2 separate regions of the Homo sapiens genome follow, and region 2 is linked to region 1. Evidence: chromatin loops called from intact Hi-C (ENCODE). Cell type or tissue: Caco-2. All regions are shown on one strand. Each heading gives the region's core, and the rest is flanking DNA. Links, peaks and the distances in the headings are about the cores only. Region 1 overlaps KCNJ6 (potassium inwardly rectifying channel subfamily J member 6). Region 2 holds the start of LOC101928368 (a long non-coding RNA gene).

What was found. Hi-C counts contacts between places; a loop is a spot of excess contacts. Peaks named below come from ENCODE experiments on the same cell type or tissue, not always from the same donor. Only the 100,000 strongest peaks of a DNase experiment are listed, where the experiment ranks them.
Region 2: a loop joins it to region 1, with 3 times the contacts of the local background. A loop is called at or near these places in 4 of 110 quality-filtered maps.

What each region holds. Positions count from the first base shown.
Region 1 is chr21:37,693,285-37,708,893 of GRCh38, forward strand. All of the region lies in intron 3 of KCNJ6 (potassium inwardly rectifying channel subfamily J member 6), which reads right to left. It overlaps KCNJ6-AS1 (KCNJ6 antisense RNA 1), which reads left to right. Exons shown (of 8, transcript NR_183540.1): 2 at 5,271-5,410. Among named protein-coding and RNA genes, the nearest start is that of KCNJ6-AS1, 180 kb to the left of the region's middle. In Caco-2, for the core only: a CTCF peak has its summit at 7,552 (motif pointing right); a DNase peak (open chromatin) is centred at 7,607.
Region 2 is chr21:37,742,058-37,757,666 of GRCh38, forward strand. The region is part of intron 2 of KCNJ6 (potassium inwardly rectifying channel subfamily J member 6); the gene reads right to left. LOC101928368 (a long non-coding RNA gene) reads left to right here and starts at 9,480. Exons shown (of 4, transcript XR_244309.5): 1 at 9,480-9,559; 2 at 12,513-12,643. RefSeq lists an enhancer at 13,297-14,144. In Caco-2, for the core only: no CTCF peak of the experiment used is centred there; DNase peaks (open chromatin) are centred at 9,404 and 9,764.

The DNA of each region.
Region 1 (15,609 bases), core at 3,361-11,360:
GTTCTGCCATCTCTTGATTCACATCACCATTTGGAGGATGGGAGTCTTAAATTTCTCTGTCACAAGGAGGGGCCCAGGGATTGGCTGAGTTGCAGAATGAAGGAGTATGCAGGAATGAACCACGGCGGATGAGTCCATAAGACAGAATCCTGGAGGAGAACCAGGAAATCAAACCCTCAAGGTGGGCTGTGTGGATCTGGGACAAGCCGGGAGAGAAGCAGGGGCCACCGTACGCCCCTTGGGCCTCTCTAGCAGGCAGGTGCTCGCCCCTGAGAACCTAGATCCTCTCAGACGAGAGTGGGCAGGAAGAGAGGTGGGAGGGGTGGGGGGATACAACATAGTGAAAATTTAAAAAATTGATACGTGATTTTGGGATAAAAGCAGAAACACTATTGGATGAGCTAGAACAGAGCTCCCCAGGCCCACAGACAAATGGTCTAATAGATTAAATGGTAACACTTTGATAATCATTATAAAGAAGTTTTTCATAGAACTGTTACCTTTTGGTAGTCTGGCTTCCTCATGCCCTCCCTCCAGCGGTACCCACTTTCTTCCCTCAACCTGAACTCATTCCTGCAGAAATACTTTTCACGCTTTTCATTTCTTCCATGTGCCCACTATCTTCATTCAATTATTTACCATTTTTTTTTTAAAAAAAACAAACATTGGAACAAATATAATAAAACTTCTTTACATTGATTATCTAAACATTGACATTTAATCCCCTAGCCTTTTTGTCTAACAGTTTTGTGTTGTGCCAGCCACCGGGCAAATGGTGCCTTCCTGCCAGAGGGGCGTGGGAAGTAAGAAAGTGCTGAGAAGGTTCTGGAGGGAGAAAGGCCCCTCCTGGGACAGAGGTGGTGTTCCCCACACTGCAGCCTCAGATACCTGTGGGCCCTGAGTTTTCCTGAAGGCACTTTCTGCTGCTGTGGAGGTGACGATTGGACCCATGGATGGCCGGCTGTGTGTTTATCTTAGTGCTTCTCACCAGGACAGCCTCCCATCACCTTCACTCAGACCCTTGACCTCCTCCACCTTGATGGTTCTTTTAGCGAGGACAAGCTCACACGTTCAAATAGAGAAGGGGCATGGCCAGCTTTGGAGAAAGAGTACTGTTAGCATTTTTGGTATCTTTCAATACTGCCTGACTGTGGAATAAGAAGCCACATTTTACATATAGGGATTTTGCCTTACATAACTTTAGATAAAGCACCATTGATCAAGCTACATGTGTGGCCCTTACAACATTTTAGTCTGCAAAAAGTCAGGTTCTCTATTCCAGGTGTCAGCGGTGTGTCGGGGAACTTATGTGGAGGCTACAGACTTTTAGTGATGATGAAAACATTGTGTCCCTTTATTATTGCTCTGATTTGGTCCAAGAAGAATAGAAGTACTTTGCGTAATGTCATGGACTGAATTGTGCACCCCCCAAGTTCCTATGCTGAAGCCCTAACTCCCAATGTGACTGTACTTAGAGGAGGTCCCAAAGGTGAAACGTCCCACTGTCTACTCATTGTATTGTATCAGGTGGGGAACCTGATCCAGTAGTTCCAGAAGAGACACAAAAGAGGGCTCCTTCTCTCTGTGCCTGCACAGAGGAAAGGCCCCGTGAAGATAGAGTGGGAAGGCCTTCATGCTAGGAAGAAGGCCCTCACCAGGAACCCAAGCTACCTCTATCTGGGACTTCCAGCCTCCAGACTGTTAGTAAATAAATATCTGTTGTTTAAGCTGCCTAGCCTATGATATTTTGTTATGGCAGCCTGAGCTGACTAATATACACAGCATATAACACAGCCAATTTCAGGGGTGGTGCTATGGAGAGAGTAGCCCCTAGGGTAGGGACCTAAAAAGCACCAGGAATGAAGTGAGCATGCACACCATAATGATGCACAATCTTGCTGCATGCCCAATAAATTTGATTCCAGGCATTGTTGCAACCACAAGGGAGACCTGGCTTGTTACAGAACTTAACAGTGTCCATCCCATAAAAGGAAATCAATGGCTAAGCAAAAGTCCAACTATTCTTAGTGCTGTGACATGAAGAAATTTCCCCAGAGAGTTTGCAACAAGGCAGCTGGTGGGGAAGTTAACACCACCTTCTAGCAGACACAGGGTCAGTTTCACAGGGCTGGTTTTTACATTATGCAGCTCAATAAAAGTAGTGGGCTTCTAAGTGTAGGGTGGCTCTTTGATCCTCCTGCAGGTGTTAAGAGCTGGGTCTGAGACTTCTGGAAGAATGCAGGAGCTGTGACTTTATGCAGACCTCCCTACATGTTTTCACTCCAGATCAACATGCTGGTAAGTATTGGAGTGAGGAGCTTGGGATTTCTCCCTGACAGTTTCTGGAAGGCAGTGTTTTTGAGCTATGAGTTTAGTTCAGATACGTGTACTTAGCAGCCAGTTAAGCTGGGCTAGAACCGACCTCTTTTGTAAATGGAGGGACCTGGTATGAATATCTTCTCGGTACACCAAGTGCCTATGTCTTGGCTTCTAAAGACCATTCCCTAGTAAAAGGAACAAGGAATCTTTGGAGAAATGTCTGACTCCAGAGCTGGAGCTGAAAAAGTCCAAGGTGAGCCTGTAACATCTTTTTGTGCCAGAAAAAAGGAAGAACACACAAAATGATTATGTTCAAAGGGCAAAGAGCCACTAGAAAGGGATCCCACTGGCCAGATCTGGGATAATGTGAGCATCACAAATAATATCAGTAGCAGATTATAACTCATTGAATACAAGAGGAATCCATGAATCCATACTGATATAGATAGATCAATAGATAACTAAGGGAGGGGAAAAGCTCTTCCTTATAGCTGAAAGAGAACACATCAATGTAGAAAGAACCATGCATTCAGAGGTAACCATCGTAGAAATAACCGATTCAGGTTAGAATTATCGATGAATGCTAAAAGCAAAGTTTGAGGAGGAATAAGATATTTACATGGCCTCAAAGTAACTGCTCTGAGATACTTCTTACAAGGTGAAAACTAGTAATTTTAAAGTTAAGAAACCTGGCAGACACCACCTGAGCCAGAGATAGAAGTTAACATCATTCAAATTAGGAAAAGCTGACCTTATGTGCCTCCTGATATAATGCACTGGGAGGGACACAGCACCACTTTGTATTCTTGCCCCACAGACATAACCTAAATCTAATCATGAAAAGAACATTAAAAACCTTAAGTTGAGGCACATGCTACAAAATAACTGCTCTATAGTCTTCAAAAAATTAATGTCATGAAAGATAAGGAAAGACAGAAGAATTCCACTAGATAATATGAGATTGAGAGACATGACAACAAAGTACGACCTGGGATTTCCTAGAATATAAGAAGAAATGGTTGGAAAAATTGGCAAAATCTGAATCAAGTCTGCAGATGCTACTATATCAGATTAGATATAGTAGCATTATGTCAATATGCATTTTCTGATTTTGAAAATCACACTGTGGTTTTGTAAGACTGTCTTCACTTTTACATAACTGCATCATGCCTACAGTTTACTTTCAAATGATTAAAAAAACTCACATGTATACATGCATTCACACATACATCTACATGTGTGTCTATATCTAGAGAGAATGATAGATGTGGTAAAATGTGGAAGATCATTCCTTCTGCCCCTAGCTCCTGAGGTAGCATGGCGAACAGGATCAATTTCATGATCTGAAATGAGTTAGCTGTGTTGAGCTTTTGTAGCCAGATTCACTCATCAAATTGTCCTCAATGAACTCTCCTGTGGTTTGGATCCACAGTCAGGCCAAGAGGTATCTTGACAGGCTCCCTAAATTGTCACCAACAGGTGCTGTGGTCTTCATGTGCTCAGCATGGTGCCAAGGGGAGGAGGGAGCGAGAAGACCATAAGACGATTGTTTGACCACCGTGTGGCTTAATTCTGCCTGGAGAAATGTCATTGACATGGGGGAAGTAGGAAACAGAACAGGGGCCAATGGGGTGCTCCCCTTGCTGGGGAGAGCTAAACTGGTTTGAGGAGGGAGCACAGGATTGGCTGAACCCTGTGAGGCCTCATGGAAGAGGCAGAGCTTGCTTGGACCTTACAGGGTGTGAAGAATTTCGATTGGCTGGGGGAAAGGAGCCATAGAAAGTGGGGTGGGAAAGACAGAGAACAAAGCAAGCCGGGAAGAACCTGAGTATTCCCAATGTGTGTTTTCCAGGGAAAATCCATTCTAGAAGAAAACGACTTTGAGTTGAGAAATTTCATATGTGCTACTGGTACTCAAGCGTTTGTTGCAATTATTCTGATCCAAGGTCCTGCCTATCAGCTGGATAGGAATTAAGCCAAACCACATCTTAGGGTCTTTGTGAGGGCTTCCCACCAACCACATTTGGTTGGTTTGGTGATGAGAAAGTTCAAACAATATTCCTTGGGGGCCATGTTGGCAATAGTTGATCTGTGTGATTGGATGCATTTTCAAAGAGTTTGTTAATGGTGCCTTTCTGCATAGACAGTGTTCCACAATCGCCTGAGAGAGGATAAGGTTGTGTGGTGTGGATGTGTGATTTATATTTGTTGATGGTACATTATTCTAAGTTACACTCAGTCTCCTAGGCAAATAGGGGTGGGAGAGAGAGGAGTTTGCACAAAGAGAGTCTCTTTTGGAGTGGGTGGAGTTTGGGACCTTTAACGTTCAAATGCATTTATGATAAGAATAAATGTCGGTGTGAGGAGTTGGGACACTTTAAGTAGTGGGAGTACTTTTCACCCAAAGAAAGACAGAGCAAGCCCAAAAGGAAATGGGGGCATTGGTGCAAACACTCGTTAAACAAAGACACTCATGCTCTTTTATCATTTTCTTTGAAAACAGAATGTTAATAATAGTACTGTTTACTGCGGGATCTCTGCTTTTGAACAGAAGTTCAATTTTATCTTCCTCCCAAAGGTCAGGAAACCTCATCTCCCCCTTATTTTCTCATCCAGGGAGAATGCAAATGCAAATACACATGCAAATGATCTCATCTCCTCATGGACTGTGGCCACTTCTGCCTGTCCAGGAGAAATGGATGCTGGCTGCCCTGCTTCTCCAGGCGGGGGCTGCCCTTGCTGCATCCTGGCAGTGATGATGCGGTGCCCACTCGAAGAGCGGTTCTGGCTGGGAGTGCGGGAGGGGGGCTCATGGTCTTCCTGCTGTTCCCCTCCTCATCGAAAATGTTTTCTTATGTATATGATTCCATTCCATATTGTATTGTAATTTGTTTTTATGTGAGGAAAGAATTAAAAATAGTTTTGACTTTTGTTGTTGTTGTTTGAGACAGGATCTCGCTCTGTTGCCCAGGCTAGAGTGCAGTGGCACCATCATAGCTCACTGCAGCCTTTCGACCTCCTGGACTCAGCTGATCCTCCTGCCCCAGCCTCTCTAGTAGCTGAGACCACAAACGAGCGCCACCATGCCCAGGTAATTTTTTTTTTTTTTTTGAGACAGAGTCTTGCTCTGTCACCCAGGATGGAGTGCAGTGGCACGATCTTGGCTTACTGTAATCTTTACCTTCAGGGTTCAAATGATTCTCATGCCTCAGCCTCCTGAGTAGCTGGGATTATATGTGTGTGCCACCACGCTTGGCTAATTTTTTTGTATTTTTAGTAGAGATGGGGTTTCACCATCTTGGCCAGGCTGGTCTTGAACTCCTGGGCTCAAGCCATCCTCCTGCCTTGGCCTCCCAAAGTACTGGGATTTCAGGTGTAAGCCACGGCACCTGGCTAATTTTGCCATTTTAAAATGGTTAAAAAAAAATCCAAAGTGAAGAATAATACTTTATGACATGTGAAAATGATATGTGTCCATAAACACAATTTATGGCAGAGTTGAGCTGTTGTGACGGAGACTATCCACAAACCCTGAAATATTTACAATCTGGCCTTTTACAGGAAATTCTTTGCTTAATCCTTGCTCTAAAATACCAGTTCCGTAAGGGCAGGACTTTGTCCTTTTTATCTTTGTACAATGCCAGGCACATGGAAGGTTCTGGAAGGTCTTTGCCTGCAGATTGAGTACACCTCAGCTTCGGCCCCCTTGCCTGTTGAGTTTTTACCTTTCAAAAGGCCTTTTGCATAGTTTTGGAGGCTCATCCTTCCCACTCCTCCTCTATTACTGCAGGGGGAAGGGATACTTAGGGATAGAGCATTTTTTATTGATATGGATACCTCATATTCATATTAATTAGAAACTTCTGGAAAGCGATCACCCTTCCCATGTTTTGCTCTTCTGAGAGCCAGCTTGTTCCTCTGGCAGAGGGGAGGAGATTTGCCAGGGAAATCGGATAACATCAAAGGGAGTCCCTGAGCATGTAATTAGGTAGCATGAAAGCCTTGGGGCATGGCTGCTCTTGGAGTCCAATCTCCTGGCCTTGGAGAGTCTCTGTTGGACTAGACCCACTTTAAAAAGGGGCACAGGGATATTCCTAGTTGGCAGAGTCTCTTGAGTCTCTTGTGTGATTTTGAGACTGAAATCTGGGGACAAGTTTGCTTTTTGGATGTCCGCTTTAAACTCTCTGTATTTATGTCAGATGGAGTTTATAAGATGTGTGGTGAATACTGGGTGGGAGGGGAACCTATAGAATAGACTCTTAGTAAAATGTGTCTTTAATTTTTACATTAAATGACATGACAGCCTTCATAGGGAAGCCAGATGTTGCCCACAACTGGTAGAGCCCAGATTACATAGCGTCCGGTGGAAAGGAAACTCTTGAGGGTCTGAGACATATTTAGAAAGGCCACACCTTATTTTTAGAAAAATCATTTATTTTTTTCATCCTTTTTATTGAGCACTGACCATGTGCCAGATTGTGTTACTTTCTGGGAACAGAAAAAAAAAAGGCATAATCTTTATCCTCAAAAGTGTAGTCTGTTGAGGACACCCACATGTGGTCAGTCACCCATGAAACATCATGGAGATTTGCAGAAACTCAGCAGAAGCAGAGGGAGGACTTTTGAGAAAGGTTCCATAGGGGTGGCATTTGCAGGGAGATTTGTGGGCAGGAGTTATTGGAAAGGTAATGGAAAAGGGTATCCTAGGCAGAGACGATGTCACAGCACATGTGCAGGCCAGGGTTGAAATAATCCATGGCATATTCAGGAACGTCTGCAGCCTATGGAGGTAGTGGGGCAAAGGACAGGACACCTGGAGAGGTGCCATGTCTGTGACAGGCAAAGGTGGTTGGTCTCTATTCTCTAGCTCCTCAGAAGCTATTGAGAATCTCTGAACCGGGGAGTTGAGGGGATGAGATTTTTATGTTACAAAGTTTATTCTGACAATGATGAGGAAGGGAATTGCAAAAACGAGAGACTACATTTAGGGAGATCAGTATGGAGCATGGTAATGGTCCAGCAGGAGGGCTTGGTGGCATGAACCAGGGCAGCGGCCAAGCCCCTGAGAGGAAAGGATGTTTGGGTACTAGAGACAGGTACAAGATGGAATGGACAAGCTTAGCCAGGGCCGCCTCATATGGTTGTGCAGGATGTACACTGCACAACTCACCACATCTTAGGGGTACAGCTATATAGACCTATTCCACAGACTTCCCAGCAGATGGCAGTAGAGTGTCTTGAGGAGGGATGCCTTTTGCTCATTTGCATAAGAGAGCCTATGGTCTGGCAGCAGCCCCATGGGAATAGCTGGGCTGTGGAGCACGTGGGAGGGAAGAGCACAAGATGACGGCCAGGTCATTTCCGACCTGGGCACCTGGGAGACAAAGTTCCTTTCATCAAGATATGAAATGCATGACAGGAAGCAAATCTGACTTTAGGACACATTATATTTTAGGGACTTGAGAGCCACCCCAATGGAGATGCCCAGGAGGACACAGCTGCCTGGGTCTGTAGCTTAGGAGAGAGGCATGGGGCTGTGCCTGTGGGAACTACCTCTATACTGACGGAGGTGGTGCCCAGAGGCAGGAAGAGATTGCCTGGGAAAATGTGCAGAAGGGAAGCATTGAGGGTGCAGGACAGAGCCCTGGGGAACCACCGAGGTTTTGAATTGCAGGTGGAGGAAGGGAACCTTGAAGGAGACAGGGAGGAGGCGGTTGGAACTGGTTGCCTGGAGTTATTCCCATTGCCAGAAGGTAGAGGCTTCAGGTTTGACCAAGACCAGGTTAACTTTTTGTGTGTGTGTGTGTGGCAATTTTAAGTGACTCAAGACTTCTTTTCTATGTGCTTAAGAGAGCAGTCTGGTTTGTGACCACATAGGAGATTTCACTCATTTATTCCTCCTTTCATTCTCTCTGTACCTATGTATCCAGGGCCCGCTGTGGTCCAGGAACTGCTCTGGGTACTGAGAGGATAGCAATGAGCAAGACAAGGCCTTGCTCTCACAGAGCTTACATTCTAATTGGTAATAATTAAATTAATGACATAATGTCAGCTGGCCATGAGTGCCACACAGCATTGTATGACGCACAGTGGTCAGGGAGCTAGTTTCTTTTGGGTGATCAGAGAAGACCTCCTGAGCAAGATCTCTGTGCTCAGGATTGGAAACCCATGTGGCTGCAACATGTCAGTTGGGAAGAGGTTGGAGGTGAGAGCAGACAAGCAGGCAGGAGCCAGGCCAGGGGGATCTTATAGGCCAAAGATTTTTCCAAGTGCAGTGAAAATCCACTGGAGGGTTTTAAGCAAGTGAGGTGATTTGCTCTGATTTATGTCTTACTAAGAGTGCTCTGGGCCGGGCACGGTGGCTCATGCCTGTGATCCCAGCACTTTGGGAGGCTGAGGTGGGTGGATCACTTGAGGTCAGGAGTTCGAGACCAGCCTGGCCAATGTGGTGAAACCCCGTCTCTACTAAAAATACAAAAATTAGCTGGGCGTGGTGGTGGGCGCCTGTAATCCCAGCTACTTGGGAGGCTGAGGCAGGAGAATCGCTTGAACCCAGGAGGCGGAGGTTGCAGTCAGCTGAGATCGTACCACTGCACTCTAGCCTGGATGACAGAGTGAGATTTTGTCTCACAAAAAAAAAAAAAAAAAAAAGCTCTGACTGTTCTGTGCCAAGTGAACTTTGGTAGCGTGGTCATTAGCAGATAGACCAGTTGAACGTCACGGCCTCCACATTATGACAACTTAATCTGGGATGGTGGCCATAGAGACAGACATATTTTGGAAGTAATACCCATAGGATTTCCATGGTAAGGGACTGAGATGAATCTCCGATGACGCTGTAGTTTTTGACTTGAGTCACAGTATGGCTCAGGATAACATTTATGGCCCTGGGGAAGATGAAGAGCCGAACAGCCTCTAGAGGACTTGGGAAATCTCTAGCTTCTGCTTTGGCCATACTGGTTGTACAAGCTTGTTAGGCCACGTATGCATTTAAATCTTTGAGTGCAGAGCTCAGGGGAGAGGTTAGTACTGAAGATAGAAATTTAGTGTCACATAGAAAAAGATGGTAATTAAAGACAAGGGCTGAAGTCGCTGAGAAGGAAAGTAGGGGACAGGACTCTGGTTGGAATAGGCTCTGAGGCATTTTGGGAAGAGGAGAATAGCTTGCAGAAGAGAATGGAAAGGCACTCTTATTGAGGTAGGAGGGAAAGCAGTAGGGGAGTCATGAGTGCCAAGGAAGAAAGTGCTGGAGAGGGAGGCTGCGGTCAAGTGCGCTAATGATGTGGAGAGGCCAGGGAACCCAGGAACAGTGGAGTGGTCTTTGGATCTGGCGGGATGGACGTTGTTGGTGAGTTTTGGTGGTGTGGTGGGAAGGGAAGCCCATTTGAGATGGGAAGTAAGAAAGTGGCGAAGGAGAGGACAGGTGATTCTTTCTAGAAGTCCTGAGAGAAAGAGAGCTGAGAAATGGGAAACTACTAGAAAGGGACATGGCACCAAAAGAAGTATAGTTTTGTTTTTCTTTGTTTGTTCTTTGAGGTGGTGGATATTAGGGAATGTTTTGATGTTGATGGAAATAGAACTATTAGGAAAAATTGGTGATGGAGGAAAGAAAGAGGATGGTTGTAGTCCAAAAGTCTTTGAGTAGGCTGAGGGAATGGGAGTTGGAGATGGCCCTTGATGGAACAGGGCTCCACAGCAACAGGGGGGAAGAAAGAGGGAGAGGCCCAGGTGTGTGGCAGAAATGGGAAAGAGGGAGAGGCCCAGGTATGTGGTGGAAATGGTCGTGAGAAGATGCCAGTGTTCGGTCTGATTGCTTCTATTTTCTCAACTAAGCATGAGACCAGGTTGCTATCTAAGGGGGAGATGGTGTTGAAAGACTGAAGAGAGGGAAGAAAGTAGAAATCAAGAGTTTGGTGGGTTGGAAGATAAAAAGACTAAACATTTATATTAAATTCATATTACATCTGTGGATTTCGTTTCATTATAAGAAGAGACCCTGGGGTGAGACATATGACAGGTACCCCCTGAAGGCAAGTGCACAAAACATCTAACACCCTCCGTGCCCCCTCTCCACTGGGCCACCACCTTCCTGGGTCATGGGTGCTCACTGTTCATGAGATGCTCCTTGTACCTGGTCAAGTATGTGTCAGACTGCACTCAAGGACAGAAACGCCACTGTGCCATTCTACCTTTCAATGTGGTAGTGGAGGACACCTTGCCTGGCTGGCACAGGGAACTCAAAGTACCCACACTGAGCCTCTTCAATGTCGGGGATGAGAAATCCAGCCACAGGTGAGGCTTTTGCTAATTCATCCACCAAACCCAGGATGTGACTCCATGCAGCTGTATTGGAACCCAGCCCCGCCTTGCCCTGCTGGGCCTGGTTTGTGGGTGGCCCCTCAAGCTGCCTTCCCTTTCATTTGTAGTCATGACCCATCTGTTGTTGGCTTAACAGATATGATCTCTCTCTTCCCCTAGCCTTGGGGGTATGGGGTAACACAGGGTCTGCAGGCCATGCTGAACATGCTGAGGTCCCTTTGGGGGAACAAAAAGAAATTCTGCTGGAGGGACCAGGAAAGTGCTTGAAAATCTCTCTTGACCCATCCGTGTCGGACCTCACGAATCCTTAACATCATCTAGGGGGATCACGAACCAGCAGCATATTTGTTCCCCTGAGGTTGTACACCTTTTCCAACTTTGTTTGAGGAAACATAAAGTACATATTACTGAGTATGTTAAGCAAACAAAGCCCTGCTTTTTATCACTACTTTAGCTTTCCAAGTTGTATTAAACATACTTAATTTTGGGCCAATGCGAATGGAGCCTTAGTCTATTTTAGACTCAGTCTCTACAGTCTAGCCATCTCAGCTATCCCCTATTGTACATTCTCCTCTAATCCCATTACTCATCAAGCCCTCCATTATCCGTCCGCTTTCACAGATTTCTATTAATATTTACACTATATAAAACATGCTTGAGGAAATGTAAAAGGAAATGTATTTACTTAGCAGATGAATAATTAAAATCTTCCTAGGATGGCCTCAGTATGAGTCGTCGTCATCATCATCATCATCATCATCATCTCCAAAAAGGGTCTTGTTGAGTGTTTTACAGTGGAATGGAAACCCCAGCCGAGCTTAATTAGGCTGATCAAAGCCTATATCTTTTTATTATAGTGCTTTCTGGCAGGGAATTCAGAGTCAAAATTGATTTTTCCCTTTCAATGTTAAACTTTTTTTTTTCCTCCCTTAAGGGTTTGTCAGCTGGCCGCACTTTGGGTTACACTTGGTTGCACTTTGGGTTATACTTGGCACGGCACCAGGGCATTTTGGATGGGGTTAACCCAGAGCTTCAACTGGCACAGTCACCTGATAACACTGAATTGGGTAGAACTGGAGGGTGGGAGCCTCTAGACTGCCCTTTCAAGGGACTCAATGCCAACTGTTATGCAAGACTGGATCATTCCTGCCTGCCTCCTGCAGTCAGGAAAGGGGAGCCCAGTGGAGAAGCCATGGCCTGTAATCAAGAAATTATATATCATTGAGCCATAGTTGTCGGTGCATTAATGAACTCGAATCAATAACCACTATCTTGGAGCTCCTCAAACATGCCATAGGATTTGTGTAGGCTCCTCTAGAGGGGCACTGGAGCAGATAGACTGGGGAAGGGGCAGCCCTGAGACTGCATCCTGGCTTCATCACTTCACCAGCTGGGTGACCTTGGCCAAGTTACTGTCTTCCCAACCCCCTTGCAAGAGCCAACTTCCTCATTTGTTAAATGGGAATGGTACCCACATTTCAGAATTGCTTTGAAGATTTAAAATAATCCATGCAAAACATCTAATAAGGTAATTGGCATCCATTAGGCATGAAATAAATGACAGCTATGAGAACAGTATGATTCACAGAATCATAGTGTCACTCTCTTAATTGATTGAGCACCTACTACGCACCAGGCTCCACAGTGAAGGATGTGCATGATTATCTCGTGGAATCTTTTTGTAGGTACAAGTATCATTCCCATTTTTCAGAATGGGGAAAAAAAGATTTTGTGAAGGTAAGGAATGTGATATACTCAATCACAGGGATAGTCAAGAGTGGAGACAGAGTTTGAATTCAGTCTGTCTGATCTCAGTCTTCACCAGTGAAGAAAGAATTTAAAAGCTAGAGGAGAAGTTCTGCAAAGTAGCCAGCTGCAGATTCATTTCCTGGCAAGTCTAGTATGCTTGGCAGTATACAATGGCCAACTTGTCAAAATGTTAATGTGACATTTTATATCAGGCAAGATAGGCTAGATTTTACCTTGGTGACAAGCAACCCAAATTTCAGTAGCTTAACCCAACATAAGGTTATTTCCTCAGTCATCCTGTATATCACATGGGACTTGGCTTGAGGTCTACTCTTCAAAGCCAGTCAAGGGTCAGGAGGACAGAAGCTTCTCTGTGACATGTGCTTCCACGAGAGCCTTAAGAAGTGGGAAGGGAACACACTTTGGCTTGTAAAGTTTCCACCAGAGGGATACTCACCTCTTAATGTTTCTATTGATGGGACTACTGTTCGCATAGCCCTGTTCAACAAGAATAGGGAAATGCAATCTAATACGTGTCTGAAAGGATGAAAGCTGGGAATTTTTGGTGAACACGCTAATGACACCACACATTTCAAAACCTAACTCACAAAAAATTTTTCAGCTCAGCTTACTGGTTTTCAAAACCATGAGGCGATCTGTGGTAAACTGAAATTGTTGCTCTCAATGATTTACTCGAAGCTCCTGTGAAAAAATTATATTTCCCCATTTTATTGACATTAGGCACTGCCATATGACTTGCTATGACTAACAAATTGTGAGCAGAAGCGAGTGTTTGGCCCTGTCTCTTGTTTTTCCCTGACTTAAGAACGGTGTGTCCTATGTAGGGGCTGCTCCTTCAGTCTGCATCTTGGAGAAAACAGGCTGTAAACAGCTGCGGCTGCCATGTAGTGCGAATGAGAAATAAACCACTGTTTTCAGCCTTTGGGGTTGTCTGTTACAGCAGCATAACTTAGCCAAAGCAGACTGATATAGTATCTATCATTCTTTCTATGTAAACAGAGAATAATGAAATTGGCTACATAGAAATTCACATTTACTGTCCACTTCGTTGAAGTATAGCTGTACTTTAAAGCAGATGTATCTATAAGAACTAACCATGAAAGTAAATATTATTTGGTTAACAGCACAGAAATGCATTTTCTAAATTGGAACATCAGCTGATACCTCAGAATTCTTATGAAAAATCTAGGAGAGGAAATGGGAATATAGAAATCATATTGTTTTCAAATGTAAACGATTAGTCTTGTTCTCACTGAGCAGTTGCCTCAGAAGACCTGGGAGTAATCTACATTCATGTCCACTTTCGGTAGAAATTGGAATGATGAGACGTTACTATCTATAGGAATGCAAAGTCCCTTCTGACTGAGTCCAGTGATTCTCATTAATTCAGATCCCATCGATTTGTCATTCATGGCAGTACCCGGGCAGAGGCCAGGCTGGCTTTTACCCTTGCATTGTGCTTGTGCACTGTGTGGCCTGGTGCTCACAGGTTAACACTCGCTGTTTTGACTATTCAGAGTGGTTTTAGAGGGGAGTCATTTGTCATTCTATCACAGCACTAACTGCAAGGTCCCTGGGGACAATGAAGATGCTCGCTGGGACTGGGTCTCCCGACTGCCCGGCCTCCTGTCCCCGCAAAGCTTTACTCTTTCTTGTTTTTTGCCTGTGTGGTCTATAGAGGAAGAGATGATCTGCTCTAATGGAATTCAGAGGGTTGAAAGGTTACCCGTGAGTAGGTACCATTATTGTTCCCATTTTAGAGTTGAAGAAATGGAGACAGACAGAGGTTACGTAAGGCAGGGAAGGGAACAACTGTGGCTTGAACCCAGGATGGCCTGATGCTGTAAATGACACAAAGGGGCACAGATGAACTGAGCTATAGCCAGAGAAGTTAATTTGGAAAAAGAAGCTTACTAAGTAATTAATATAACAAACAAGGTTATAAGTGGGTGGGTGTGCCACTGTGGAGCAAGGGCATGATTGACTGAAGCAGCAGCACCTCAGGCTGCTTAGCTGTTTAGTATCTGTGCATGTGTGTGTGTGAATAATTTACATAGCTTTCCCCAGTGATCCTCTTCCGGTCATTAGAAATTGTTGAGTAAAACTGCTTTGCTGGCAACCTGCTGTCCGCACTTGTATTACTGAATGCCCTAGGAAATAATAAAACTCTATTTGTTTAAGGATATGCTAATTAGAGACTTCACACGATTTGACGTTCATCTCCTAATTTGGATGATGCTGTTCCTTTGGAAGATGAGTATTGACTTTAGAGTTTGGGTCTGAGCTAAATTTAGATGCTAGTCCAATTTTGTCCAATGGCTTTGAATTCCACATTGTATATACTGAGAGATCATCACTCACTTCTATTGAGCATCTAATTTAGTGGCTTCTTATGGCCCATTTGGAGAAGGAAGAACAATGGATTTTCTGGTATTGGTGAACAATGAACAATTTTTGCCTTTTTCAATCACAGTAATATATGGTGACCTTGACTCCTTGTCTTCTAAAGTATGGGAAATGTTTAGTGGAGTTATAATGCTAGGTTTCTTACAGTAGCCTGCCTTTTGGAAGGAGTGGTAGAAAAGTTAAGACTCTATGTGTGCACCATAGCATCCAAAATCCAATTGTTAAGACATCTGATGAACCAGAACACAGTGTCCCCAAGCTGTGGAGGATTATAGAGAGTTTACCATATTTGGGGAGCAGTTGTCACCAGTTTTTACCCAGCCAGCCAATGATACTACTGGGATATATTATAATGAGATAGACATATTGGAAGGAAGCCCTGAATAAATGAGCTACACTTAATGCTCAAAAAGAAAGGAGAGCTGGATTTCTTGATTTACGGGTGGCAGATTTTGACCTAGGAAAAACATATTCCATATGTCTTTAAATTGAAAAAAATCACTCCTTATAGAGATTCCTCCAGGAAGATGCCTCTATGAAGAGTTTTACCCAAGTTCTTAGCATTTCAGAGCTCACCAATTAACTCTTTTCCCAGGCTGGGTGGTTGGGGTTATAACTCTTAAGATAAAAAATGGTAAAATTGGAGATAATGGCTTGGCAATGGAGGGATCAGCAGTAAATTATCAAAAGGAGAAAAATAAGATTTGAAAAATGTAGCAGCTATGAAATATCATTACTAGAAACAGTTTAAGAGCATGGTGATGCTTACCCTCAGCAGTCTTATCTTTTCAAAGG
Region 2 (15,609 bases), core at 4,992-12,991, 50 kb after region 1:
TGTCATCATGGGGAAGCTGCAGGTGAGCTACCTAGAAATGGACATCCTGTGTGATTGGTGAGGGGGCATATTTGACTTTTACCAATTGGCCTTAAGTTGGAAGTAGGAGCAAAAATCAGGGAAATTTGGTTATTAACCAAGTCCTGGTCATTTGGGCCAATTGTTACAGAAGTTATTGTTTAGCTTTCTGGAGTGTCACTGGTTTCTTGCAAGGCTGACTTACAACAGGCTGGCTTCCTGGGTTGTTTATTGTAGAAAAGCAGTTGGTTTCCTGGGCAGGTGGCTGCAGGCTGTGGGTCCAAGTGCTATTTTTATATGTGGTTGGCCACTGTCCATTTCTGTATTCAATCTCAGGGTCAGTTTTTAATTAACTGTTTTTTTTGTTGTTGTTGTTCTGGATTATAAAGATGGTATATACTCATGTAGAACATTTTAATTAACCCAGAAAAATATTAAAAAGAAAAACACCTTGTATCCTGCCAGCAGAGGTAACCATTGTTGACATTTCCAGGAACATCTTTTCAGAGATCTCTCTGTGCATTGACACATTCATACATGAGTGGCCATCCTCTACAAAGCGTTCTGTAGCCCTCTCATCAGTTTTCACTGGGGTTGCTGTGGCAGTCACCATATCTAGATCACTGTTCCAGTCTTGCCAACATCCACTTCATTTCTCACAGAGCTTCAGATTGGGCTCTCTCTAATTCAGATTCCATCAGTTCCTGTCCTGCTTTAAATTGTTCAGTGGTTGCTCATCAAGTCCAGGCTCCCAGCAAGGCTCTCTGGGCCACTGATGATGTGTCCTCTTCTTCCAAACCTTCCATCTCTTCTCTGCACTTGGGGGAACTCAGGATTCTCTAAGGACTGTGCTCCTTCCTGCAGATGTGTGCCCACATGTTGCCTCTGTTGTCTCCCAGGCTCTTCCTCAGCCCCCATAGACTAGCGAAATCCTCAGGAGTCAGCTCAGACTTGCCCTTCCCTGGAAGCCTGCCAGAGAGCTCCCAATATGTTTAGTTTCTGTCCTCACCACCCAGTGCCTGCCTCTGGGACAGCACTTAGCCCACAGGATGACAGTGGCTGGCTTTCATGTCTCTTCCCTGACAGACCCTCAATCTTCAAGGTAAGCAACTATGCTTTACTCATTTTGTCCCCAGCCCAGTGTCTGTGATGGTACCTGAGACATAGTGGAGGCTCAGGAGACATTGCCTGAATAAATGAGGTGCTGGGTGGATGCAATCATATGTATGTATGTGTGTGCATGTGTATGCGTGTGTATATGTGTGTGTGTGATACATATATATCTGTAGATGCCCTGATTGTATGTCAGCTTGCTGTTTGGGTACCTGCCATGGTTTGAATGTTTGTCTTCTCCACAACTCATGTGAAATTTAATTGCCACTGTGATGGTACTAAGAGGTGGAACATTTAAGAGGTGATTAGGCCACGAGGGCTCCCCCCTCACGGATGGATTAATGCTGCTATTGAGAGAGTGGGCTCCTCATAAGAGAATGAGTTTGGCCCCTCTCTTACTTTCTTCCCTCTCACCCTCTCTTACCCTTCCACCTTCTGTCATGAAATGATGCAGCAAGAAGGCCCTCTCCAGATGCTAGCCCCTCCATCTTAGACTTGCAGCCTCCAGAATTGTGAGAAATAAATTTCTGTTCATTATAAATTACCCAATATGCGGTATTCTGTTACAGAAGCTAAAAAAACAAAGACTATGACAGTACTAGACAGAGATACAAACACCTACTTTCCATGGGGAAACCACTTACACCATTAAAAAAACCCCTCAGCGATTACTTTTTAATATGGTCAATAATACTTCTACACACTTTGCCTCCATTATCATACCTCCTATTTATAATCCCACGAAGATTTTTGTGGGGAGTGAAATGTTATATTCATGAAAATGCTTTGAACTTTTTGGAGAAAAATTCACTCTTCCCCAAATCAGTAAGGGAGCCACACTACTCTATCAATAATGGATAGTATATCGCAAGGACAAAAAACCAAACACCGCATGTTCTCACTCATAGGTGGGAATTGAACAATGAGAACACATGGACACAGGAAGAGGAACATCACACACCGGGGACTGTTGTGGGGTGGGGGGAGGGGGGAGGGATAGCATTAGGAGATATACCTAATGCTAAATGACGAGTTAATGGGTGCAGCACACCAACATGGCACATGTATACATATGTAACAAACCTGCACATTGTGCACATGTACCCTAAAACTTAAAGTATAATAATAATAAAATAAAAAAAATGGATAGTATAGGTGTCTATTTTTCCAGATGAGATAAGCTGAGAGGTGACTGGGAAGGAATGCACATGATTTGGAATGCCCTGGAAACAGAAAGAATGAGAGGTCCAGACAGAGAAAAGCTCAGGTTAGGAACGGGTCTCCTCTGGGATTTCCAACCCACCAAGCCATGTCCTCTTGGGAGGAGGAGAAAAGGGCAACAAAACTGGCAGAATCCTTATTCCACAGCCTGTCCCCAAACACCATCTTTCACTGATGGTAATAATTCAAGTAAGAGAAGTGGAGATTAAGTAGTTGCTGAACTAAGGATCAGAGAGCAATAACTGAAGCTTGGCAGGCCTGGTAATTTATCTCCTATGCAATGTTTTTCAGATGTTCCTGAGATATTCAAGTCTAGAGACCAGGCTTATTTGGAGTATGTGTCATAGGGAAGGCAACAGTGGGGGGTGTGTAAGGATTTCACTGAGTTGCAGGAATCACAAATTAGGATGGAGGTTATTTTCAAACCTCTTTATATGGCATATAGTAGGCAGAATAATGGCCCCAACGAGGCCCACATCCTGATCCCGGGAACTGTGGATATGCATGTTACATGTCAAGGAGAAATTATACTTCCAGATGGAATGGAGGTTGTCAGTCAGCTGGAAGATTATCCTAGGTCCTGAAAAGTGGAAGAGGGAGACAGCAGAAGAGAGGGAACCAGGGAGATAGTAGCATAAGAAGGACTTAGCCCAACGTTGCTGGTTTTTTTTTTTTTTTTTTTTTTTTTTTTTTTTTTTTTTGACAGACAGGGTCTTGCTGTGGCCCAGGCTAGAGTTTGGTGGTGCAATTAGGGCTCACGGCAGCCCCTTGACCTCCCAGGCTCAAGTGATACTCCTGCCTCAGCCTTCTGAGTAGCTGGGACCACAGGTGTGCACCACCATAGTCAGCTAGTTTTGTTATGTATTATTTATTTATTTATTTCTATATTTATTGCAGAGATGAGGTATTACTCTGTTGCCCAGGCTGGTCTCAGACTCCTCAGTGCAAGTGAATCCTCCTCCCTTGGCCTCCCCAAATGCTGGGATTACAGAGGTGAGACATCATGCCTGGCCATGGTTGCTGGTTTTGAAGATGTGGGAAGGGGACCATGAGCCAAGGAGTGCAGGTGGCCTGTAGAATCTGGGAAAGGAAAGGAAGTGGATTCCCCCAGAGCTTCCAGAAAGGAACACAGCCCTGATGACACCTTGGCTTTAGCCCAGTGAGACTCCTGTTGGACTTCTGACCTCTAGGATCTTAAGTCAATGCATTTGTGATATTAGTCCAATCAATTTTCAGTAATTTGTTACGGCAGCAAAGGTAAACAAAACAGGAGTAGGCAGATTCCCGTTCAATTCAATTTATACACACTGAACACCTGCTATGTGCCAGATCCTGTGCTAAGAGCTGGGTACAGGGGTGAATAAAGATGCAGCCCCTGCCCTCAAGTCTCACAGCCTTGAAGAAAACACAGGAGCACACACGTCCCACTAGGGCAGCGGAGGCAATTCCAGGATCACGGTGTGTTCGCTGGGGCAGCCGTGACAAAGTACCACCAACTGGTGGCTTAAATAACAAACTTTTGTTTCTCACAGTTCTGAAGGCTGGGAAACCCAAGCTCAAGGTGCCGGCCGGTTCTGTTCCTAATGAGGGCTCTCTTCCTGGCTTGCAGGAGGCCACCTATTCACGCCCACATGGCAGACAGCAAACTCTATCTGTGATCTCTCTTATAAGGGTGCTGACTCCATCCTGAGGGCCCTACCCTTAGGATCCAATTACCTCTCAAAGTCCCCAACTCCCAAATGCCATCACATGGTGGATTAGGATGTCAACATATGAATTTATGGGGAACATAACTCAGTCCATAGCAGATGGGAATGGGGAGATGGTGGACTAACTGTCTTGGGTGAGGTGGGAGCGGGTTAAGGAAAGCAGGAGTGGCAGTCCTTAGGTAGCAAATCAAAGGCCCAGGGATAATCCAGATCTGGGGAACAGAGTAACAAATCATGAGGTTGCAAGAGAGCCCACTTCCTTCATTCTTCCAGCTGTCTGGTGATCTGGGGTTGCTTTGGGCCTATCTCTGAGGCAGAGGGGAAGGGAGGTGAGGGTGTTTACTGAGTGTGCTCTGTATACAATTCAGTCTTCTCCAAAAGGCTGTGAACAAATGTCGTTTTTATCACCATTGTTAAGATAGGGGAGAGGAGTTTCTGGAAAGTTCCATAACTTGCCTAGGGTGTTTGACCTCTAAAGCTGGTATTCTCCATGATACTCACTTGACTCTGAGTAATTCCCCTCTGATTAAACAGTGGAAAAGAAAAAGACAACATGACGTCTCCTGCGACCTTAAACCCAGCACTGAGACAGTGCCTGGCACATAACAAGAGCTAAAGAAATTTTTCTTGAATAAATGAATAGGTAATTTCAGATCCTTTAAGACTGACCATTTGGAATGGGAGTCTATAACTTCTACATACTCTGTAAATTGTCCTTTATCCACTCTGACTGCTCAGTGGATTTTTTCTTTTGAGCTCTAGCATTCCATCCAAATAAATCCCAAGCAAAAGTTTTAAGTGCTCCAGCTACTAGAATTGATGGCAAAGCCTTATATTCGCTGATATTTTTGCTGACTTTTGGAGCCTTGTTCATAAGGTGCAAGATCAGTGGAACACTTGAATGTGTGTGCAGAGCACTGTGTGAGCCCTGCTGGAAGCTTCCAGAAGTACAGGATGTGGTCCCAGGCCCACACATGCATGAAGAGAGGAAGGGGAATGGAGGCAGAGGAAAAGACGCCCTGCCAGGGTTCAGCAGACACAAAGACACAAGTGTAGGAAGGATGACTGAGAAATGATCTGTTTTTTCCCACCCCAAAAGGGGCAGTTGTTTTCTTTGCCCCCTTTGGAGAGGGCCAGAAGGGGATTTGTGTCTTGCCAGAAGGGATTTATGCCTTGCCTTAGAGGAGGTTCTTTAAAGGTCTTTGGTTTCCCAAAGCCTTGGCTGTGGTAGGCAAAGCACTGGATTGCTCCAAAGGGATGAAGCTTTGGGATTTTTATTAGGAAAAGCTGGCAAAGGCCTTACTAGGGAAAGGGAGGGGCCCCTAAGACCTGCAGAAGTGAGCTGGGTTTTCTGATATACAGAATCTGTGAATATGTTCCACTATACAAAGAAAAATCGAGGTTGCAGTTGGAGTTAAGGTTGCTAATCAGCTGACCTTCAACTGGGGAGATTATCCTGGATTATCCGGGAAGCCCAGTGTCATCACAAGAGTCCTTTTAAGTGGGAGAGGGAGGCAGGAGAGGGAGAACGAGAGAGATGGCAATGTGAGAAGGACTCAGCCCATGGTGCTGGCTTTGAGGGGGGAGGAGGGGGCCATGAGACAAGGATTGTGGGCGGCCTCTGGAAGATGGAAAGGCAAGGAAACAGATTCTCCCCTGGAAGGTGCAGCAGTAATGCAGTCCTGCTGAAAACAATTTTAACCCAGTGAGACCTGAGTTAGACTTCTAACCCGCAGACTTGCCAGATACATTTGTGTTGTTTAAGCCTCCAAGTTTATCGTAGTTTGTTCCAGCTGCATAAGGAAACTAACACAGGGTAATATGGGGGTGCCTGGAGACTGAGTCACAGGGCTGAGACCTTGGAGACCCAGTGATGGTCTCATGGCTTTCCTGGATATAGAGGAAATGTACCCACAGGCTTGTGACTTGTAATGTGTTGTGCAGACTTAGTCAGAAGCAAGACCAGAAACCCCTCCACACGTTTTATGGACAGTGTAAGTTTCTAGGGCCATTTATACAACCCCAGGTACGGGTGGTGTCCCTCAATAATGGTGGATACGTGAACACTTCCAACCCTGGACAGCAGGTGCTCAGAGCCAGTTTAATTGGATCTAGGAAAATTAAGGGTTGTGATGTATCTTGCACCTGAGGGTGGTGAGCAGATTCACAGCTGCTCTGCTCATCAAGATTTTTCTAAAAGAATATGTTAATTGCCGCAGAACTGCACTTGTCAGAGCAAGCTCATAAAAGAGATGAGTTTTCAGTTGTGTTTGGAACAGGGTAGGAGTGGGTGGGTGAGGACTGGGATCCATGGTTCGTGGATGGGAGGAGAGAAGAGTTCAGAAATGGATGTTAGGAATCCATCTCTAGAAGTCTTAACAGTGTTTTCCATTGACTCAGAGCTTGGTTTTGTGGTAGTGGGAATGTGGCAATATGAAGGATTCTGGTGATAGGAAGTGGAAGACTTCATAAGCAAAAGCCCCAGTCTTAGTGGAACGCTTCAAAGCCACAGGTTCTTCCAGTAACTGCCTGGGTCTTCCGCTTCTCCCCTTGGCTCTAAATTCCCAACAGGCTTTGTGGAGGTTTGACAGCTGCTCCAGGAGCTTGCAATTTACTTTTTGTTCACTTTATGCAAATTCATACTTGGCTTTGTAGCACAAAGGACAAACCTAGTGGGGTCTGAGTTGCCCTACGGAGGTTTTATCCCCGCAAAACTCGGGAGCCCAGGAAGCTGCAATGACAAGGGAAGAGTCCAGGAACAAAACCGTGGGAGAGACCTACATATGAGGCATTCCAGAGTGGTCTTTGCACTGTGCTGTCTTAATAGGTATAGAGCTATCAACCTGGAGTAGGCAGTAGATATTTAACGCTCACATTTCATCTAGATGTATATGTGTATGCATGTGTGTATGTATCTGTGTACAATGTGCATATTTATATATAATAAACACACCTATGCATGCACACTTTTTGATGGGAGACACTAATTTTAGGCAGTATAGGTCAATTTCTAACTTCTGAGCTGGGGCATGGGGTCATTTTCAGGTGACAGGTGGGGTAACAGCCACAGGTATGCAAACTTCCTTCTAGCTGGTCTCGAGGGCATCTTTGCTCAGAGGGGGCAGAAGGAAGTAGCACTGGCATCACTTCGAGGAAGCCGGGTGTTTGCCCGTAGCACAGCCTGAAGCAACTGTGCTTGGGACATAGGTGAGTAGAGAATAAAGTACGCGTGGGCAAGGCCAGGCAAGCACCAGCACAGCCTGAAGACACACCCTCCGCTCGTGGACAGAATGGGGCACCATGCAGGGAGCCCCATAGGGACTGCTCAATGAATCCACCTGGACTGGATTTGTCACTAGATGGTGTGAGATGCAACTTGTATTGCACCCATACCTGGAGCCCGGCTGTCATTCTCTGCCATGGAGACAAAGTGCCTATGTTGTGGCTGTCCCAGACCCTTTCCAAGAGGATTTAGACTGCAGTGTAAAGGGGGCTTCATGTTGAGGCACATTATCCATTTGTGGTTAAAAATTTTAGCAAGGAGCTAGGAAAGTTATGTTTGGGGTCATGATCCAAAGGAACTTCTACCCTATTAGCTTAAGGATTGAATCTAAAAGATATTGGAGGTTGAAAAACGGTCTCAGGAAAGTCCTCTAACTTAACACAGGGACATAATCTATTGAGGCTGAATGGAAAGAAGGACAAGGTGTTGCTTTTGGAGCCAAAGTGCCAGGGTTCAAGACATTCGTCAAAGGGCAGTAATCATACCTATGCAGCCTGCCTTGCACCGTCGCCAAGAAAGCTCCAAGCCAGTGCAAACCAACTATCTGCAAAACATCTAATGAGAGGTCAGAGCTGGGCTAAAAAGTCACAGACCTGAACCTTTATCTGCAGGATAAAACATTTGGATTAAAGGCATTTAAAAAAAAATGCTTGCTGCTTTTTTGGTAGCAGAGCATAAAGCCACATCAAAAGAAGACATTTATGCAGCCAACAAACATATGAAAAAAAGCTCATCATCACTGGTCATTAGAGAAATGCAAATCAAAACCACAATGAGATATCATCTTACACCAGTTAGAATGGCAATCATTAAAAAGTCAGGAAACAACGGATGCTGGAGAGGATGTGGAGAAACAGGAACGCTTTTACACTGTTGGTGGCAGTGTAAATTAGTTCAGCCATTGTGGAAGACAGTGTGGCGATTCCTCAAAGATCTAGAACTAGAAATACCATTTGACCCAGCAATCCCATTACTGGGTATATACCCAAAGGATTATAAATCATTCTACTATAAAGACACATGCACACACATATTTATTGCAGCACTATTCACAACAGCAAAGACTTGGAACCAACCTAAACGCCCATCAATGATAGACCGGATAAAGAAAATGTGGCAGATATACACCATGGAATACTATGCAGCCATAAAAAGGATAAGTTCATGTCCTTTGCAGGGACATGGATGAAGTTGGAAACCACCATCCTCAGCAAACTAACACAGGAACAGAAAACCAAACACCACATGTTCTCTCTCATAAGTGGGAGTTGAACAATGAGAACACATGGGGACACAGGGAGGGGAACATCACACTCCAGGGCCTGTCTAGGGTGGGGGGCTAGGGGAGGGAGAGCATTAGGAGAAATACCTAATGTAGATGACGGGTTGATGGGTGCAGCAAACCACCATGGCACATGTATACCTATGTAACAAACCTGCATGTTCTGCGCAGGTATCCCACAACTTAAAGTATAATAATAAAAAATGCAATATTATTATTAGAAGCTAAAACTTGGTAAGAATGGGAGCCTACCTGAAATTGCTATCTGGTTACACACTCAAAAAACCTTTGTTATATGTTAAGGTAAACAAAATTTACTACACAAACTACAAGGCCTCTGAAATGAGAGAATCTCAAATGTATTTGAGTTCCATGATGTCTTTTTGAATAAACCACTAAACAATGAAGTAGGGAATATTTTTGAGGGTGCTGAAGGAATGGACTGATTTTTATTTTTTTGCTTAAGCAGGGCCAAGAGAAAGCAAGAGAGGGCCACACACACAGAGAGAGAAATGCAGTAGCCTTTGCCCCTAATCTCATGAGAATCTGCTAATTTTCCAATCTCTCACTGGAATATTTTATGCCTAAAATAATTCACGATGTGGCTGTAGCATGCACTGCCCTGGACTGCTGAGCATTTTAGTAGCAAAACATGGAGAGTGTTACCTGCTGACCTGCTAAGGAGCATGGGCTCATTCCCATCCCTCTGTGTGCTAACACTGGGACCAGGGAGAGCAAACGGGAGGTGGGACGCTTATTGTTATCAGTATTATGTGCCTATTTTCACACTCATACGTAAGAGCACCCTGGGAATGAAGTGCAAGGTTCAACATTCCTGTGTTTAGAGGAATGTACTTGCTGAGGCATGAGAAGTATGAGCAGACTGCGAGGCTGTAAGAAACTCAGTTGTCCCGGGATGCTCCAACTCTGAGGGTGAGTTCCCCCTCTAAATGTGATGTTTATGGTATCACAGGAGGGTCCTGACCAAAAGTGATCCGGGCACTTTGTACTTAGTTTCTATGTATGATTGTGCCAGCTTTCACAACATTCCCACACTCTTACCAGAAGGGAGAATGATGAACTCATCACAAACCAATGTAGTGTAAGCTCCTTCACCCTATCTCGGGGTCTTTGAAGATAGAAGCTGTGCTTTCTTGATCTGTGTGTCCTCAGGCCCTAGTACGATGCCTGACATATGATAATTCCTCAATGCATTCTTGATAAGTGATTGTTTGAATGAATGAATGAAAGAGAAGGAAGACATTTCCACTGGATTAATGAAACGCTAAGTTGGAAGAGTGCATTAGGAACAGTTAAAGAATGGGCAGTGATGGAAAGCTATCTACAATGTACAGAATCTTGTTACTGTGCAGATTTGAGTCAGCCTTTGATGACTACTGATAGCTATGTCACCTAAAGAAGAGCCTTCAGGAATCTTGGATCTGTCGTTCACCCAGTGGGAGGTGGAGAAGCACTGTAGGTCAAGGCGGGCTGCTCTGTGTCCTCATGAGACCTTGGGCACCAGGGCCAGCCATGCTTTGGAGGGGTTTTCCAGGATCAGTTGCCTTGATTCAGCCCCAGTGGCCCTGCTACACTGATCACAGCTGGTTGGACCAGAGGTGGACACCTGACCAAAAAGGTAGCTGCAACAGGCTGACCAGCATCCTAGGAGGTGGTCTGACATGAAGCTCTGCCCAGTAGATTTCTATACACATGGCGGCTGGATCACCCAGTCAAACCTTCTCTCCCAGGAAGTCTGAATATGAGCTAAATAGAGAAGCCAACAGCAGCAAAAGCCGAGAGGAATACAGAGGGAAGGCATTAAGCAGAAGCTTTTAAGGAGAGGGAAAGAGAGGAGAAACAATGCAGGCAGAAAGAGGAATAGAGAGGGAGGTGCTGGGTCCCACACATGGCAGACACGCTGCCACAGGGTCACCATAATGTGACCGTGCTCATAAATCCTGGGGACAAATGAGGCTTCAGTTCCCAGGAATCCTGGCTAGGCGGCCCCAGACACATTCAAACAAATCTCATGACCCAAGGCAGCCCCTAGTTCTTCCTGCAACCCTGAGGAGCCTCATTCCCAAATTTCACTTCTTGGGTCCCAGAGCCAGGCTGGTGTGGATGACACAGAAGGAAGACCTGTGACTGTAGGATGCTGTGTGCTGTGGGAAACCAAGGGGTTCTGTAAACTGTAGGCTCTGCCCCTGCCCTGGAAGGGATTCATACTGGAGTTAGAAAAGCCAGAAAAATCCACACACAGGTGTCCAAGGTGTTATATATTAAGTAGCCAAAGTGAGAGAAAAGACAAGGGCTGCCAAGAGTAAGAAGTGAAGAGGGCAAGGTGGGCTGGGCAGGGAACACAGGGAAGGCCTCGGAGCTGGGGACTGAGTGCTGAGGGTGGGCGAGACGGCCGCATGGAAAGGTGCTTGCAGACATGTGCACAGGGTGGCAAATGCCTGCAGCGTGTGCAGCTGGGCTGAGAAAGGCAGCTCTGGTCTCTGCAAATCTGCAGGGGTTTCTGGATGCCTAGAGTGACCAGAAGCACGGATTGAACCTGTCAAACAACCCGAGTGAGTGGACAGGGCCCAGATGGTATTTCCTGACTTGGGGGCCAGCTGTGATCCTGAACGTCCCCTAGTGCCCTGGGATCAGCACATTTGAAGGCATGTCTGCGTTTCTTCCTGGGAAACACAGATCTCTGATGAAGATAGGCTATGATGTGAGAAACTTCAACCAGGCGTAAATTGCAAAGGGCAGCAGAGTGTTCTGTTCGCACATCAAGAACGTATCCCAGCCTTAGAAACAAAATAGAAACGGAGAGCTGAATCTAGAGAGCCGGACAGCAGGCTGCCTGGCAACCACCAAGGAACACGACGCTCTTAGCCTGGTTCTGCTCCTACTGTGCAAAGGGCAGTCTGGAGATAGCAGGTCAACATCCACTTGGAATCGAAAAGGTTAAAAAAGCATGCATTTGGATGGCTCTCTGTTCTCTTTTTCTTTTCATATTTGTTAGTGCCTGTTACCTGCAGATCGAGGGAACGCTGTCACTAATGTTATGTTTTATAGGCGAGCCTTTGCTGAGTAAGAGACTACACTCAAAAGAATCACCAGGACCCTCCCGATTTTCAAGGCAGGGGGCAGGTCCCAGTCCCTACACTCCTTGGTCTCTGAGACATCGGACACTATGCCTTTCATTCCCATGGGATGCTCTCATTTTCCTTGGCTAGGTCTATTACATTGAGAACAAGGCTGGGCCCTTGAGCATGTGCTGCCTGACTCTTTAGAGCACGGGGTGCCTTCCTTGTGGGGTCTGAAATCAAAGACAACATGCCTGCAGATAGTTTTCTTGAATTTTTGAAGACATCTGGGGCCTGGGCCACACATAAGATACTGCAACCAGCTAATAATTAAACCTGGATGCCACCTGCCAGCTCATTCTCCAGGTTTGGCAAATGAAACACACATTACTAGAGGAAGGACATCTTTAGGGGAAGGAAGGCCCATCTTTAGGGGAAGCTGCATCCCTGGTATCTTTAGAACAATGAGGCTTCCCCAGAAAGGAGGGCTTCTGAGACCTCAAGGAGACAAAGTACTGTGAATCTCAAGTGCCGCTTGCTTGAGCAAAATGCAACCGACTTTCTAAGAAACCATGAGATTTCTGAATAAGGAGAAAGGGCTTTTATCAGGGTTTTTCTAGCTCCATAGTTTGTTAGCAGAACACAGAGTTGGATATGATAGCTTGAAGCCTGTGGTATGAACTGATGTGTCTTTCTAGGGTTTGACACTTAGTAGACACCCCACAAATGTCACTTGGTTACAGAAATAAGTGAAGGTTTAAAATGAAAGAAGAAACGTACTGTGTCTTTATTTCCTGTGGCTCTAGCTGATCCGGGACAATGGACTGAATGCCATCATGAGCCTCAATGGACTTACCTGTAAGAAGGGTCACGTGAGATTCCAACGCTAATGAGCGTGAAAGGTTTTTGCAAACAGGAACTGCAGCACAAAGGAGAGGTAATATGTTGCTGTTGGGTGAGGTGTCCTGGCTGGGTTTGCTTTAGTCCTCACTTTCGGTACATTTCCTGCCTAAGATATTTGTGATGGTGGAAGAAAGGCCTGGATTTCTTCCTTTAAGATTAGGAGTGGCTAGTTTCCCTTTTGGGGGCTGTTCCTAGGACTTGAGGCACCGTCTCAGAGCTGAGGAGTAAGCAAGGCTAAGCCGCAGTGCAGCTGGACAGAAAGCCGGAGAGGTATTGCTGGGCTTCTGGAAGTCCCTGAAGGGTGGAGCTTCTCAATAGGTAGCAAAATGACAAACTCTAGACAACTCCAGGATGTGTTCAATGATAAAACACAGGCTCTGGAAGCTGGCCTGAGAAAGAAGTCTTAATTCCTTAAGGACCCGAGCGAGACCCAGTTCTAAATCTTAGAAAAGAAGTTTGCAAGTGTCTTAGTGGATGCAGAGTCAAGATAAACAGAATTTTCTAGCACCGTGGAAGGAACAGAAATTACAATAAAGAAGAAATAGAATCAAAAGGAACTTGGCTGACTTTTATAGCTTCTGGTTGTCTATTTCTGGGACATCTATGTTCAGTGGCAAAATGAAAAAAGAAAAAAAAAGAAAAAAACAACTACACAAACACACATGCAAAAGCTTTCAAAGAAGGCAAGAAAAAGCTATGCCCCTGGGATAGAAGGCTCTTTCCTGAGACTTTCTTTGTTATCCTAAGTCCTGCAAATCTTCAAATGTTACCTGAGAGTGTTTCATCTGGAATTCAAAGTCAAAACCAAAACAAAACTAAAACCCAAAAAGAAAGGCAGGAGAGAACAGCTAGTCTTGAAAATAGGCAGACTAGTTGAGGGAAACAAATCTGTGTGTGCTTTGCCATGAGGGGCAACTGAAGGAAGAGAGGAGCCTGGATTATCCATGATTTAAGTATTTGTAATTGAGGGAACAGAAAAGGTGTCCTCTCTCTGTGTTTAGCCAGCAAGGGAGCATGGCTGAGTTGCCTTGAGCTCCTGACCCTATCATGAGAAGCCATGAAGGGGTGAGGTGGGTGCTACCATGGGCCAGCCTCCGGGTGAGAAGGATGGATACGAGGGTGCGGTACAGGCAGCAGGAGCTGTGCCAAGCAGAGTGGAGGCTGCCCCTTTCCCCAAGCACATCTCACACTGCACCTTGGCCTTTGGTGGAGCCACTGACTTCTGGAGAGCCCCATGCTGTGTGAGTGCTAAATGCGGAATGCAGGCACTTTGTGAAGTCTTTATTCGGTGGCTCGAAATGCTCAGAGCTTGAGAAGAAAAATCAACACCAAATGGGTTAGCTTCCTCTAGATGCTTTTGGATGAAAGCTCTTCCAGGTTCTGTGGATGGATGGACGCTGACACAGCACCCTCGTTTGTAAAGCAGGGCTGGTGGCATCCACTTGGAGGCTGGCACAAGGGTTGTGTGGGATTTCCCTGCCCGCCAAGCTCCTAGCCCTTGATTCAGTGTCTGTGGCTCCTTTAGGACCTGTGCTGGACCTTCATTAAAAACCAACAAAAGTAGGAAAACTGATGCAAATAAAAGAAATAATACCACAGATGACCATTCATTCCATGTCAGAAACAAATGCCTGGATATTCCTTTATGATAAACCTGGAGAGCAGGAACCACCCATTGAAGACAGTGTGGGCCACAGACCCCACGGTCAGAGAATGGGTGGTGGGAGCAGGGCTGGCGTGGGGGCCTGGGAGAAGGCAGGGGACGTGCGTGGAAACAGAGGCGCAGTCTGGGTGAGGGGTCCAACCCTTAGGCAGCACTGACATCTCCCCGCTATGCTGGTCTCCACCCTGGCCCCAGCATTCACACTGCATTCCTGCTTTGCAACTGTGAACCCTGTGAAGCACCGAGTGGAGTGTCCAGCCTGGAGTGAGCACTCCCTCACAGTGTGATGATTCCAGCCCAGAGTGAGCACTCCCTCACAGCGTGATGATTCCAGCCTGGAGTGAGCACTCCCTCACAGCGTGATGATTCCAGCCTGGAGTGAGCACTCCCTCACAGATTCAAGCCCGGAGTGAGCACTCCCTCACAGCATGATGGTTCCAGCCCAAGTGAGCACTCCCTCACAGATTCCAGCCCGGAGTGAGCACTCCCTCACAGTGTGATGATTCCAGCCCAGAGTGAGCACTCTCTCACAGTGTGATGATTCCAGCCCGGAGTGAGCACTCCCTCACAGCGTGATGATTCCAGCCTGGAGTGAGCACTCCCTCACAGATTCCAGCCCAGAGTGAGCACTCCCTCACAGCATGATGGTTCCAGCCCAAGTGAGCACTCCCTCAAAGATTCGAGCCTGGAGTGAGCACTCCCTCATAGTGTGATGAGTCCAGCCCAGAGTGAGCACTCTCTCACAGTGTGATGATTCCAGCCCGGAGTGAGCACTCCCTCACAGCGTGATGATTCCAGCCTGGAGTGAGCACTCCCTCACAGAATCCAGCTTGGAGTGAGCACTCCCTCACAGTGTGATGGTACCAGCCTTGGTGAGCTGTCTCTCACAGTGTGATGATTCCAGCCTGGAGTGAGCACTCCCTCACAGTGTGATGATTCCAGCCTGGAGTGAGCACTCCCTCACAGCTATGATGTTTCCAGCCTAAGTGAGCACTCCTTCACTGATTCCAGCCCGGAGTGAGCACTCCCTCACAGTGTGATGATTCCAGCCTGGAGTGTGCTCTCCCTCACAGTGTGATGATTCCAGCCCAGAGTGAGCACTCTCTCACAGTGTGATGATTCCAGCCCGGAGTGAGCTCTCCCTCACAGCGTGATGATTCCAGCCTGGAGTGAGCACTCCCTCACAGTGTGATGATTCCAGCCTGGAGTGAGCACTCCCTCACAGCATGATGGTTCCAGCCCAAGTGAGCACTCCCTCACAGATTCCAGCCCGGAGTGAGCACTCCCTCACAGTGTGATGATTCCAGCCCGGAGTGAGCTCTCCCTCACAGATTCCA